Regions from separate parts of the Homo sapiens genome. Here region 1 is linked to region 2. A link is a loop called in an ENCODE intact Hi-C map of the cell type or tissue named here. Cell type or tissue: endothelial cell of umbilical vein. All regions are shown on one strand. Links, peaks and the distances in the headings refer to the core of each region. The heading gives the core; the rest is flanking DNA.

Region 1 (4,985 bases), core at 505-4,504, 210 kb after region 2:
GACATGGTGAAGGTCATTCTTGGCAAAAAGGAAATAATGACTAAAGGGGAGGAAGAACATGACACATTTAAGGAACAGGAAGTGGTTGTTGTGATTAGTATTTAGAATATGTGTAGGCAAATCTGGAGTAATAACATGCAAAAATCGAATATGTTACATGAAATATGCAATTGACTCTTCAATATTCATTATGTACTAGATAATTATTCTCCAGATATTAATAAAACTATCATAGTAATTTTATTCCTTCTTTTATGATTGGCTCAGGAGTAGATGAATCTAAGCAAATTTAAATCAAGGAGAAACTTTCTTCAACTCCATGGAAAAGAGAAAAATCTTTTCTGCAACCAGATGGATGGTGAGAGGTATGTTTCATGGTTGCTGCTCCATAAGAGAAGCCAGACTGAGAATAATTAGCTGATACTGGGTTACAGGCAGAGTCAAGTAAACCTGAGAAGCAGGGCTGGAAACTTGAGGTATTAGAAACTAGAACCCAACGCTTGTTCTAAGCTTCATGTGAGGTGAGATTTAAAATGTTCTTCTTGTTAAGCCACTTTGAGTCTGGGTTTCTTAGCAGTGAATTCACCCAATCAATTCATCAGGCAAAGAATTTTCATTGTCAAGGTATTGAGGAGGCATTGCAGCAATTTAGGAAGTGGATTTTAAAAGACAGAAACATTCTGCTACCTTAAAGTAGGATCTTTATATATGCCAGGCAGTGTGTGTGCATTTTATATATGTATAAGAAATCATAACCAGATTTGGGTTTTATTCTTCTGGTAGTAACATGTAGGTTGGATTTGAAGAATCCTAAGCTAGAAACAAAAGAATATAGAAGTTATTTTACAGACTCAGCTATAGAGATAACTATGAACAGAAAAAAGAAAGAGCCAAGATATATTTACGAGATGAACTTTCTAAAATTTGACAAATGGTAGAATTTTATGGCTAAGAGAAATGGAAGATTCTAGAATAAACTGTTTGTTAGAACTACCTGTGTATGTCTCAGTAAGAATGGACTAAACTGAATGTGAAACATTGGCTGATTAACCCTGGTTTTGGGGCAGGAACTTAACTTGGGCAGAGCAAATTCTGCACTAAAAAAGTTACTCAAGCTTTCAAATTATTCTGCGCATAAAGTGAGTGTAAATAATTATAACTTGTTAAATCTGAAGATTTTATGCCCAAAGCAAATACATTTTTTAAAAATCTCATAGAAATTCCAGCAGCGGCAGACCCTGAAATTTTCCTATTGAGCAGGTGTGGTGAATAAAAGTCAAATGCCTTGTATCTATTTTACTTACTTTAAGTGTGTGAACTCTAGTGGAGAATCCTCCTATATCATGTATTATAGTTAGATTTTTATTTCAAAGGTTGTAAAACATTGGTCAGGGTTTTCAATGACCTCAGTCCCTTGGCTTTCAATTTCTCATGTAATTTTCATTATAGTAGTAATTTTCCTTCCATAGGAATTTTCATTACCTTCAGTTGATGAAGTAGGTATAGCATGCTTCATTGGTGTTCTATTGATTCCTTCTCATATATTAGTTTTCATAGCTTTATATTGTATTTACAGAGATAATTAGTTAAGTTGAGGCCATATAAGATTAGAGTGGGCTCTAAATTCAGTATGACTGGTGTCGTTATAAGAAGAGAAACACAGTAATCAAGGCTATGTAACCATGGAGGCAGGGGGATGTAGCTGCTATCAAAGAACACCAGGGATTTCTAGCAACCCCCAGAAGCCAGGAAGACGCAACCAAGGATATTTCCCCTCTGCCAACAAAGGGAGCATGACTCTGCCAACACCTTGATTTCAGACTTCTAGCCTCAAGAACTGTCACAGAATCAAATCCTATTAAGTTACACAGTTTGCTGTCATTTGTTATAGAAGTCATAGGAAACAATTTACTCCCTTAATATGCATCTTCAACATCAGTTGATTCATTCACGGTCCATACTGGAGTCATGTCTTGAGTGTTCCAAGGCAGTTTTCAAGAGTACATAAACCTCACCTCCTTTTAAAAGAGACACAGAGCTGCATAATTATCTCACTCAATATTTTGTCTCAATTCTTATACCAATTTACAAAATATTAACATTTCGTTTTTCCTGAAATTTATATATGCTTGATCTCACAACTTCACCATTCCCTATTTTTAAGTAATCTTTATAAGATTTCTTTACAGCATCCTAAACTAACACTTGTTATTCTGAGGTAATTTCCTGGGGAAAATTTTTAAAAATTTATTAAAATTTGTTTCTCCTTTTTAATCATAAATGTATAATAATCATAAACATTAAAAGCATTAATTGACATTGTTTCAGATTAACATGTCTCTCTGAATAGTGGTTTAAAGCTAAAAATAAAGTAACTGAGAGAATGAGCCATATCAGACTATGTAAAGATTCAATGATTCAAACTATGGCATCCTGTTTCCTGTAAGATAATATTGGGAAAATGCATTGTCCTAATGTTTGAACAAATATGAATGTTGCTTGACAGAACTCACTGGTCAATTCCAAATGAATACATTCTTAGAAAGACGCTGAAGTGGTTTAAAGTTAACAAAGTAAATTACATATTTGTATGAAAGAGTAAATCTTTTGTAAAATTCATGACTTGTAGTGCTTAGCACTGTATTCTGATATGTACCTAAAATTGGATGTGTAACAATTTCCTGAAATCCTAATGAGATAAATATTTAGTTAGCTTTCTTTACCAAGTTCTTATTGGTCAGAAACTTGATGTGCATATTTCTATTACAGAATTACATAGCAGAAAATTTAGCTATTGGGTTATGTATTATTGATTTTATTATTTATTTTAGATTTAATTACAGATACATAAGGAGAATGCTATATGTACCAAATTCAAGCATCTTTAAAATAGTAAGGTCAAAAAGAGAAATATACATGGATCAGAGAAACCAAGACTGCCAAGCAACATATTATTATTTAATACCAAAGTGATAATTTTTTCAAAACTCTATAATCCCATCCCAGCATAGGGAAAAAAAAAATCAAGATTTTTACTTTTCTTTTTTTTTTTTTTTTTTGAGAAAAAGTCTCACCCTGTCACCCAGGCTGGAGTACAATGGTGCCATCTCGGCTCACTGCAACCTCCGCCTCCCAGGTTCAAAGGATTCACCTGCCTCAGCCTCCTGAGTAGCTGGGATTACAGGCGCCCGCCACCAAGCCGAGATAATTTTTGTATTTTTAATAGTGAAAGGGTTTCACCATGTTGGCCAGGCTGGTCTTGAACTCCTGACCTTATGATCCGCCTGCCTCAGCCTCCCAAAGTGCTGGGATTACAGGTGTGAGCCACCGCACCTGGCCACATTATTTTTAAAGTAGCATGTCTCTCTCTCTCTCTTTTCATTTAAAGGAAATTCTCCACTTGTATTCACCCTCTGTAACTTCCAAAAATATAACCGTTTTCATAATTTTTGCCATTTCCAACTATTTCTCAATTATCCACTCAATATATACTGAGCCCAGACATGTACCAAGTGATGACAACATAATCACTTTCTTTTCTTCAACTTAATTATCTTAAGCATTATTTCTTAAGACAAAGCAAATAAACAATAGCAAAAACATTTTCATTGTCGTTGGTTCTCTTTTAGATAGCTGCATTACTTTTTTTCCTGTTCGTATCTAGATTTCTGATAAGCCCTGCATCTATCTTCTCTTTTCTTGCTGTTTTCTGGGTCCTCTGCTGCTCTAATGAAACATTCTCTATACTGTTATCCACATCCTTCCCTGAGGCCTTTCCCAAATATTATCTTCCACAATATCTCTACTTGAATCTCTTCATTACCCATTTCCAGAATTTTTCTCTCCTCGTGGCTTTCTGGATATTGTGCTTGCTTGCTCCTTGCTTCTCTAATCATTTCTCTGACAAACCTTCCTTATGAGGTTTCATCCTTTTCTTTCTTCCTGAGAGTGAGACTACCTCCAGGAGGAGCATTATTTTTGTACTGTCACTCTGTGCCATCTCAGAAAGCTTATTTAAAATCATAGTCTTAATCATCATTTGACAATCAAGCCTTAATTTTATCCTTACTTCTAATGCAAATTCCAACTCATCAAATAAAGGAATATATTCAATATGCAACCATCCACTTGAATTGTATGTATTAAATACATAATACATAAGCACTCACCACTTTCCTCTCTAGCTAGATCCTTTTTGATATTTCTAATTCTGTCAAATACAACAACATCTCCTACTCCCAGGGGCATGGACTGCATGGCCACCAATAACTACTTTTTCAATCCTAAAATACAATCAACTGATAATTCTTACCTAACTTTCTGCCTCAAACAACACACAAGCATCCTCTCCAAATGAAATTTCAAACGCTTTTCTAATTTGTGTTGTTTTATCTTCCCATACACCTTTTGCAGGCCACTCTAACATGTAAAGTCTCTATTTCTCTCTTTCTGGCTCTTTATACTCTCCTCCCTCCCTCAATTTATGAATTACAGAAAACTATATATATTCTTGTATATATGTGTAAATCTTGTCTTCCTAGAAATCCAACAAGTTTTCTCGGGAGAGGAATCTGCCTATACTTTTAAAATCTGTCTATACCTTTATGACTGAGCACCTCATTAGATCTTCCAGTGGGAATTTATCTAGTTTTATTTTACTTGAATTATTAGATGATTAACAATTTTCTTGCACAGCTAGATTAGTGTTTAGTAATTAAACCTAACATACAAACCTGAAATGTTTTGGTAATCATTTATATATAATTTATATGTACTTAAAATAAAATTATGAAGTCTATATGGGAAAAGTTGAACCAGAAAAATATGTTTTGATAAACAGTTGTCACTTATTTCAAACAAGAACCAATATAACCAAATGCTGGTGAGTGTAATAATCTGTGTATGCTTTATTGCCTACTGAAGTAAGCACTGGTCCCTGTTTCACAAATGTATAGAAATACATTTTATCTTTCAAAGTATATTTG
Region 2 (4,985 bases), core at 285-4,284:
TTCTCCTGACTCAGCCTCCCAAGTAGCTGGGATTATATGTGCCCACCACCAAGTCCAGCTAATTTTTTTTTTTTTTTAAATAGAGACAGGGTTTGACCATGTTGGCCAGACTGGTCTCAAACTCCTGACCTCAGGTGATCTACCCACCTCAGCCTCCCAAAGTGCTGGGATTACAGATGTGAGTCACCACGCCCAGCCGTCTTTCCATTTATTTGTGTTTTAATTTTTTTCATCAATATTTTCTAGTTTCATGTGTACAAGGACTTCCACTTCCTTCGTTAAGTTTGTTCATAAATTTGCATTCTTTTTGAGGGTATTGTAAATAGGATTGCTTTCTTATTTTGTTGTTGTTGTTTTTTTTGAGACGGAGTCTCGCTTTGTCACCCAGGCTGGAGTGCAGTGGTGCAATCTCGGCTCACTGCAAGCTCCGCCTCCCATGTTCATGCCATTCTCCTGCCTCAGCCTCCCAAGTAGCTGGGACTACAGGTGCCCGCCACCACGCCCAGCTAATTTTTTGTATTTTTTTAGTAGAGACAGGGTTTCACCATGTTAGCCAGGATGGTCTCCATCTCCTGACCTCGTGATCCACCCACCTCGGTCTCCCAAAGTGCTGGGATTACAGGTGTGAGCCACCGTGCCTGACCAGGATTGCTTTCTTAATCTCTTTTTTGAACAGTTCTTTGATAGTGTGCGGAAATGCAACTGATACTTGTATGTTGATTTTGAATCAACAACTTTGCTGCATTTCTTAATTCTAACAGGTTTTTTTTTTTTGGTGGAGTCTTTGACATTTTCAATGTGTAAGGTCATGTCATCTGCAAACAGAGATAATTTTGCTTTTTCCTTTTCAATTTGGATGACTTTTATTTCTTTTTTGCCTGATTGTTATATCGAGGACTTCCAGTACTCTGTTGAATAGAAGTGGTGGAGAATGGGGCAATCATGCCTTATTTCTCATAGGAAAATCTTTCAGTTTTTCACCATTGAGTATGATATCAGCTGTGAGATATATGTATGTATGTGTGTATATGTATATATATATACACACATATATATTTAATACATGACCTTTTTAATGTTGAGGTAAAGTCCTTCTCTACCTACTTTGTTGAGGGATTTTCATGTAAAAGGATTTTGAATTTTGTCAAAAGCTAGAAAGCCTGGTGTTCAAATCCAAATATTTGCTCCCAATCTAAAATGTTTCAGAACCTTCTTTTCTTTCCAAAGCTCTCTTGTTTATACTTTTACTTTTTTTTCCAATTATGCTTATGTCACAGAAGGACATTGTTACTCCCATTTTTCTTGTCTATAAACACTCTTTGAACAAAGACAGCCCTCAGGATGTGTGAGCTACTTGAATGTATTAACAATGTATTAAACTAATAGTTAACAATGTTTAACTCAGTGCATGGCAAAAAAGTAGTGGTCAAGAGATATTTATTGAATAAATAAATAAAAACTGAATAGATGACTAGGAAGTTGGTATGGGTCAGGGGTCAAATTATTATAACAGCAGAAAAAGGAAGCAATGACTATAATCCAAATCATTAGAAAATTATTGTAACAGGACAGTGTTCTGTATAGCCTCCCCTGACTCCTGGGAATGGCAATGGCTTCAGAGATGCTGTTATTTATACCACATTAAAATATTAATTAAATATTTAAAAATAGGCATGTTTCATAACACTATAAAAGTCTACATACTAGGATTCTAGTGGGGATTCTTTTTTAACATCTGCAAGATAAATTTAGTGACACCACTAAGAATGCCTGAGGCTACAAAAAAAAGGCAGAGAAGAAATGAATCACTTGGCATAGTAATGACTAAGAAAATAAGGAAATATTTTTCTATTAGTCAAACATCAAAATGTGTAGCAAAAAAAAATCAAAAAGCTTCAAAACAACAAAACCAAAGTAACATTGCTACGGGCAGGAAAAAAATATCAACCAAGTGATACAGGTTATTTCAAAGGGATTTCAGCTCTTTTCCATGTTCAACAGCAAGGTGGCGGCAATTCAGGTTTCAATGATTTACTTTACCAACGATGATAAATGTGTTACAAATTATTATTATAAACAGTGAGGAAGAGAAGAATGAAAAAGCGGGAGACTGAAGTGAGAGGTGTTGGGAGGCACTGAGTGGAGCCTCCTGGGGAACTAAGATGCTGTGTTTGAGCAATCTGTGCTTTCTGAAAACCAAAAGTTCAATTTTTTGTATCATTCTTTTAATAAATGACATTTCTTGTAGGCATAATATATATGTTTATCAATAAGAAATCAAACTGTGTAATGCCAGCTTGAGCAAAGCAAGTTTCCGTTGCAGGGTTTCGTGTGTTGCAAACCATTTGAAATTGTAAATAAAACTTTCATGTTTTTCTTTCCTATCCAATATTTTGGGGGCATTTTGAAGGGAACTTTTTTTATTATTCAAAAAGGAAATGATTAATCTGCCTGTGTCCATTGCCAGCCAGATGGTGACATGAATTTGCAGTTTATTTAAGGATTGCCAAAAGTGGGGGAAGGGGAATCCTTCCTATTTGTGGTATACCAATAATTTGAGAATAAACGAAATTATTTACCGTGAGGTTGCATATCAGATAATGTTTCATGTATCTTCTCTGAAGTCACCACGAAAAAATGCAGCCGAAATCATATTATATGCTGACAGCTTTATGAGACTATTCAAATATTTCGTCTTGCAACTTTCTTATAGTATATATTTTATACTAACTTTTTAATAGTAATATATTAACTGTTTGTAGTAATATATATGGAGATATATATATGTGAAGAGAGATATGTATAATATAATATAATTACATAATAATATATATATATATGGAGGCAGAGCGAGAGAGAGAGAAGCAACTTAGGCAATGTAAAGGTCTGAAGCTGCTTAATTCACACAGATTTTTAGGGTATTAGGTATTTTAGGGGTATCAAAAATTCTGATTTGACATGAGATTAAAACGACTTTCAGTTTACATTTATAACGTAGTTATTTAAAAAATATGTTGGCCGGGTGCAGTGGCTCACACCTGCAATCCCAGCACTTTGGGAGGCCGAGATGGGTGGATCACTTGCGGCCAGGAGTTCGAGACCAGCCTGGCCAACATGGTGAAACCTCGTCTCTACTAAAAATACAAAAATTAGCCGGGCATGGTAGTGTGCCACCTGTAATTCCAGCTATTTGGGGGGCTGAGGCACTAGAATCGCTTGAACCTGGGAGGCAGAAGTTGCGATGAGCTGAGATCGGACCACTGCACTCCAGCCTGAGTGACTGAGCGAGACTCTGTCTCAACAACAATGACAATAACAATAACAACAAATTATGTTGACATTCTTTTTATCAGTATTTTATAAAATGAGTTTTCTTAACTATGGAAAAATTCAAACATATACAAATGTAGAGAATATAATAAACTTTCTTATCTCTGTTACTCAGCTTCAACAGTTATCATCTTGGGACCAATCTTTTTCCTTTTCCCATAAGACCTCTCAAAATTATTTTGAATTCTCTATTTGGTATAATTTCATTCATAAATATTAAGTGCTACTGAAAGTTAATCTTTTCAACAAAAAAGAGGGTGAGATAAAAGGGTAACTGAAGCAAATCCTCTGATCTCAGCCATTCAGCTATAGGACAGAGAAATGATATTACTCAGCCTGAAATTGTGCCCTGAAGAAGCTTCATAAGTATTACATGTTTTTTACCTTTTAACTGTTTTTAAAATTGACAACAAAACTCAACAGTAATGAAACTCAAAGTACTGTGAATCTGTGAAGATGAATTATACACTTCCTAGCAGTTTAAGGCGATTTCTGATGTGGCCAGGAGTCATTTAGGTATACCGACTTTTTCAGTTCAGTTTATTCCTTTGGCCTTGGGATCTAACACAAACCAGTTCAATGCAAGCCAGAACCCAGAATGAACCTAGAAATCCTGAGTGACATCCATTGCGTGCTTTCAGTGACAGCAAGAAAATAATATAGTCACTTTAGTCGTTTTATAGGATTGCATACTTTCACTTTATATTCAATAAGTCATTAAAACTCGTTCACTGTTTATTCAGTCATTCATCCATGTATATGTATCTACTTGTGTATCTATTAATTTAATGAACATTTATGTAATACTCTGAGCGATGTGGTAAGGCTACAAAGGTGAAATACAAATCTATGGCCTCTTATACAATGGAAGATTATTCAGTGATTTTTAAAAAATGAGCTATCAAACAAACAAGGGACATGAAGAAAACGTAAACGCTGATACGGTAACAAGTCAATCTGAACATGCTACATACTGTATGATTCCAACTATATGGCTTTCTGGAAAAGGCAGGTGGAGACAGTAAAAAAGATCAGCAGTTTCCAAGGTTTGGGAGAAGGGAAGAATAAATAGGTGGAACACAGGATTTTTAGGGCAGTGAAACTATTCTGTATGATACTGTAATGGTGGTTCCATGTCATTAACATTTGCCTAGACCCACAGAATATACAATACAAAGAGTGAACCTTAATGTAAACTATGGACTTCAGTCAAGAATAACGTATCACTGTTGGCTCATTAACTGTAGCAACTGTACATCACTAATGCAAGCTGTTAATAATAAGGGAAATGGGAAGGGGTATATGAGAATGCTCTGTACTTGGAGCTCAATTTTTCTGTAAAGTGAAAACTGCTCAAGAAATAAAGTCTATTAATTTAAAAACAATGTGGGACATCTGCCCTGCAGAATTTTAAGATATAGTTAGGAGTGAATGTATAAATAGCTACCTACATTAGTTTCCTAGGGTTGCCATAACAACTTCCCACAAACTCGGTGGATTTAAGTAATGGAAGGTTAACCTTTCACGGTTTGGAGGCCAGCAGTCTGAAGTCAAGGTGTCTACAGGGCTTACTCTTCCCAAAGGCTCTAATGGGGCAATCCTGCCTTGCCTCTTCCATGTGGCTCCAGAGTTTCTTGGGTTTTGGTCAATCCAAT

The links. Hi-C counts contacts between places; a loop is a spot of excess contacts. Peaks named below come from ENCODE experiments on the same cell type or tissue, not always from the same donor. Only the 100,000 strongest peaks of a DNase experiment are listed, where the experiment ranks them.
Region 1: it touches region 2 in a loop (6-fold over the local background); 1 of 110 quality-filtered maps calls a loop at or near these places.

Annotation. Positions count from the first base shown.
Region 1 is chr7:15,705,211-15,710,195 of GRCh38, reverse strand. The region is part of intron 1 of LOC101927558 (a long non-coding RNA gene); the gene reads right to left. Among named protein-coding and RNA genes, the nearest start is that of LINC02587, 19 kb to the right of the region's middle. In endothelial cell of umbilical vein, for the core only: no CTCF peak of the experiment used is centred there; a DNase peak (open chromatin) is centred at 2,455; H3K27ac peaks cover 1,650 bases.
Region 2 is chr7:15,918,662-15,923,646 of GRCh38, reverse strand. No RefSeq gene overlaps it. Among named protein-coding and RNA genes, the nearest start is that of LINC02587, 230 kb to the right of the region's middle. In endothelial cell of umbilical vein, for the core only: no CTCF peak of the experiment used is centred there; DNase peaks (open chromatin) are centred at 1,486, 1,736 and 2,376; H3K27ac peaks cover 606 bases.